Linked DNA regions of Homo sapiens: region 1 is linked to region 2. Evidence: chromatin loops called from intact Hi-C (ENCODE). Cell type or tissue: ovary. All regions are shown on one strand.

Region 1 (2,500 bases), 310 kb after region 2:
GTTTCAAGTCTTAACATTTAAAATTTTGACCCATTTAAAGTTAAATTTTTTTTGTATGGTATAAGCTAAGGGTCCAATTTCATTCTTTTGCATGTAGACATCCAGTTTTTCCAGCACCATTTATTGGAGAGTCTGTTTCCCAAACATTAGGAAGGGGATACGTCTGCCACAAAAGCTCTTTTAAAAAATACCCTCTTCTCTAATCATCTAATTCCTTCATTCCTTGTGGCTTCTCCTTTTCTAGAATTTTATAAAATTCCCAGAACATGACATCTTCATTCTAGCCTTTGTTCATCTATCCCTGCTGCCTTATGTCATGAAGTCTAAGGAACTAGTCTGATTTTAGCAGAATTTGTCCCAAAGAGCTGGAGAGAGGAAGAAACCTAGTGAACAAAGCTAGAAACATTTTGGGGACAAAGAGGAATAGAAAAACCTGGAAATAGTAGATGCATAGTTATACCTACAGCTCTATCTGTATCTATTTCTATACTTTCTATCATCTATATTGATCTTTATCTCTCTACTGAGGAGGACACAGCTGAGAATCAAGGAAAACAGAGCTGGAGCCCTGATGGTACCACACCCAAATCCTGCATCACTTCCGAATTTCACCTTGCCTGAGCCAGTGACATTCCTTATTGTTTAAGCCAGTTTGAGTCAGATGTGTATCACTTGCAGCTGAAAGGATTCTAACTATTCCAAGGTATAATTCCAATCAGGTCTGGCCTCTTACCTCTGTTCCCTACCTATCTTTTTCAAAGTCTTTCCCTATTTGTGCCTTCCCTGTGATTATACCCTTCCTTCTCTCTGCAATATATTTTTTTCTGGACTTTGCTTTCTTCCTATTTTTAGAAGCTGCCCTCATCTGAGAGAGAATGTGATGTGCAGCTTCAATTACATTTTTTCCACGACGGACATGCCTTTCCTCCTATCTTTCAATACACTGGCTTATCCTCACTTGTCAGATCTACAGGGAGGCTCTTTGAGCACCCAATGTGACTGTGTTCTCTGACAAGCTTTTCTATTCCATGACTTTGTCTTCTTGCCTTCACAGCACTCATCATCAACCAATGACGGTACTAATTCATTTGTTTATGCATTTATTATCCATTTCTCTGCCCATTTTCTCATACACACTAGATTCTGAGTTCAAAGAGAACTGTCTTGTTTACCCTGTCACCTGGAATATAGTAGTTGCCCAGTAAATATTTGTTGGTAAAATGAATGAATGAATGATACAAGCTTAATGTGTTAAATCTCTCAGAACTTCTTGCAGCGTTATAGGTAATAATGCCTTGACCCAAAGGAATTTCTTTTTTTCTTTTTTAAATAAATACAAGTTTTTTTTTACTGCATTTTTATTTTATTCAAGCACTTTTTCCATTAACAAATTTTTTAAAAAAATTTTGTTTTACGTTCCAGGATACATACGCAGGATGTGCAATTTTGTTACATAGGTAAACGTATACCATGGTGGTTTGCTGCACCTATCAACCCCTCACCTAGGTGTTAAGCCCAGCATGCACTAGCTATTTTTCCTCATGCTCTTCCTCCCTAACCTCCACCCCCATCAACAGGCCCCAGTGTGTGTTGTTCCCCTCCCTGTGTCCATGTGTTCTCATTGTTCAGCCCCCACTTATAAGTGAAACTTATGCAGTGTTTGGTTTTCTGTTCCTTCGTTAGTTTGCTGAGGATAATGGCTCTCAGCTCCATCCATGTTCCTGCAAAGGACGTGAACTCATTCCTTTTTATGGCTATATAGTATTCCATGGTTTATATGTACCACATTTTCTTTATCCAGTCAATCATTGATGGGCATTTGGGTTGATTCCATGTCTTTGCTATTGTGAATAGTGCTGCAATAATCATACATGTGCATGTATTTTTGGAATAGAATGATTTATGACCCCAAAGAATTTCTAATATTGAGATATTAGGCACTGGTATCAGGACCATGGGGAAGATATTTTTGGTCATGGGACCTTCTTGGTAAACCTTTCATCAAATAGGCAGGTAGTGGAAGGATCTTGTTAGCGGTATACCTAGATTGATGTTAGTGTTTGTTGTACCTACACGAACCTCAAGAAGTTAGGACACCCTGCAGCTGTAGGCGGCTATTTTATGCATTCACATTCCTTGAAGAAAGATCCACAGCTTTTATCAGATACTTTTGGACTCCATGACCTTCCAGATTTTAAGAACTCCAGCCCTCAGTTACACTTGTATCCAGGATCTTTAATTAAGTTTCCTTAGGAGTCACAACTCCCTGGATTTTCAAAGGCGTTAGAACAATGATAGCTGGTGCGGTAGGTGGATGAGTCTTCTTGTCCCCCTTTTTTGTGTTCCTGCAAGTTGTTTATTATGTACTCCTGGTATTTGCATTTTGGCTTTTTCAAAATAGAAACTTAATTTTTTTCTTCTTAAGGTCTTGCTCTGTCACTAAGGCTGGAGTCCAGTGGTACAATCACGGCTCACTGCAGCCTCAATCTCCCAGGTTCAA
Region 2 (2,500 bases):
CAGCCTCCCAAAGTGCTGGGATTACAGGCATGAGCCACCATACTCAGCCCAAAGTAAACTATTCTTATTCCATTTTTGTTTCATTTGATCACTGGATCACTGGCATTGTAACAGCATTATAATCTACAAATTGTCTTTGCAAATCTCTGTGTCTGCCACTTTGAATATTATTAAGTAGGTCTTGTCTAAGAAAATGAACTACTGTAAACCTTTTTTTTTTTTTTTTTTTTGAGACAGGGAGACAGGGTCTTGTTCTATTGCCCAGGCTGGAGTGCAGTGGCGCCAGCATGGCTCACTGTAGTCTTGACCTTCCAGGACTCAAGTGATCCTCCCAGCTCAGCCTCCCGAGTAATCAGTACTGCAGGCCTATGCCACCACACCTGGCTAATTTTTTTTGTATTTTTTTGTAGACATGGAGTCTACAAAAACCAAGCTGTTGCCCAGGCTGGTCTTGAACTTCTGGGCTCGAGCAATCCTCCTGCTTCGATCCTTTTCACTTCCGATCCTCTCATTTTGGCCTTCCAAAATGCTGGGATTACAGTCGTGAGCCACTGTGCGTGGCTTTGTAAACCATTGTTTTAGAAAAATAAATTCTGAATTATAAATAGTTACTAAGAAAAATTGGGGATCACACTCCATCTTGATCTTTCCTTTTTAAAATTTAGAACTGGATCAAGGTGGTTGGGTTTTGAGATCTCCAAAGGACTGTAAAAAAAAACAGCCTTCGAGCCCTCAGATGAGAGGTTGACCCCTGGACACACATCTTCTATGCAAGAGTGGATTCGTCAGGGTCCTGTGCTCTCTCTCACTTTGCCCTCCCTTTGATGCAGCTAGGGCGTGAGAAAGCAAGTGTGCTGAGAGGAAACAGCCACAAACACAGTAGTGTGTGTGCTGGGGCTCAGCAACTCGTTTTCACAGCTGGTAGTGACCAGACCTTGTTGATTGAACATCCTATCAGTAAAATAGTTTGTGTACCACCTCCAGGTATAAAATAGATACCTCGGTTATTTGTGGTGGTTCACACCTGTAATCCCAGCACTTTGGGAGGCCAAGGTGGGCGGATCACCTGAGGTCAGGATTTTGAGACTAGCTTGGCCAACATGGATTGGCCAACAGGATTTTGAGACTAGCTTGGCCAACCCCATCTTTACTAAAAATACAAAAAGAAAAAGCCGGGCAAGGTGGTGCATGCCTGTAGTCCCAGCTACTTGGGAGGCTGAGGCAGGAGAATTGCTTGAACCTGGGAGGTGGAGGTTGCAGTGAGCCAAGATCTCACCACTGCACTCCAGCCTGGGCGACAGAGTGAGACTCTGTCTCAGAAAAAAAGTAATCAAAAAGTTAGGTGTGGGGCCAGGTGTGGTGGCTTATGCCTGTAATCCCAGCTACTCAGAAGGCCAAGGCAGGAAGATTGCTTGAGCCCAAGAGGTTGAGACCAGGCTGGGCAACATAGTGGGACTCGGTTGCTACAAAAAATAAAAAAGAAATTAGCTGGGTTTGGTGGCACATGTTGTGGTGCCAGCTACTTGGGAGGCTGGGGCAGGTGGATCACTTGAGCCCAGGAGGTTGAGGCTAGAGAGAGCTATAATGGTGCCACTGCACTCCAGCCTGGAAAAAGAAAAAAAGAGGCCAGGCGCGGTGGCTCTTGCCTGTAATCCTAGCACTTTGGGAGGCCAAGGCGGGTGGATCACAAGGTCAGGAGTTCAAGACCAGCCTGGCCAAGATGGTGAAACCCCGTCTCTACTAAAACTACAAAAATTAGCCGGGCGTGGTGGTGGGCGCTTGTAATCCCAGCTACTCGGGAGGCTGTGGCAGACAATTGCTTGAACCCGTGAGGCGGAGGTTGCAGTGAGCCGCGATCTCCCCACTGCACTCCAGCCTGGGCGACAGAGCGAGTCTCTGTCTCAAAAAAAAAAAAAAAAAAAAAAAGAAAGGAAAAGAACAGAAAAGAAAAAATTAAGTGTGTAATTATTAAATTTAAGAATATTCATCTACCAAAAATCACAAAACAAAAACCAACCAAAAAAAAACCCAAACTGCCATTCATTGGGCAACATTGCTTCAGCTACTGAAAAACCAGCACTGTATCTGCCAGGTCCTCCTGTAGTGGGTTTGTGCAGGCTGTCCTGATGACACCTGTAATCAAGCCGCAGACCGTATCCTCAACTCCATCCTGTGCTTTCCTTTTCCATTTGGAGGCAGTAAAATTGACAAGGCTTGGCACTCTGCCTGGGTTCCCGGGCTTTGATGTGGTGTAAGAGGCCAGGCCTCGCTTCCTCCACCCATCCAGTGATCTGAATCAATGAGACGTAGCCCAGGAGCCTCTTCCCATACCATAGATCTCTGTTTTTTGTTAAGAAATATGATCTCATTTGGTGTTAGTGGTGCTAAATATTTGAGAATTTACTTGCATATTCTCTGGAAATAGCCCATGTTTTTCTCCTCAGTCTATCATACAGGTTATAAAACCTCAGTTTCTTCTTCTGGTTAATGAGGCTAATAC

The links. A loop is a pair of places that touch in the nucleus more often than their neighbours do. Peaks named below come from ENCODE experiments on the same cell type or tissue, not always from the same donor. Only the 100,000 strongest peaks of a DNase experiment are listed, where the experiment ranks them.
Region 1: it touches region 2 in a loop (7-fold over the local background); 3 of 110 quality-filtered maps call a loop at or near these places.

The regions. Positions count from the first base shown.
Region 1 is chr5:158,086,128-158,088,627 of GRCh38, forward strand. No RefSeq gene overlaps it. Among named protein-coding and RNA genes, the nearest start is that of CLINT1, 230 kb to the left of the region's middle. In ovary, no CTCF peak of the experiment used is centred here; no DNase peak of the experiment used is centred here.
Region 2 is chr5:157,776,099-157,778,598 of GRCh38, forward strand. No RefSeq gene overlaps it. Among named protein-coding and RNA genes, the nearest start is that of LSM11, 34 kb to the left of the region's middle. In ovary, no CTCF peak of the experiment used is centred here; no DNase peak of the experiment used is centred here.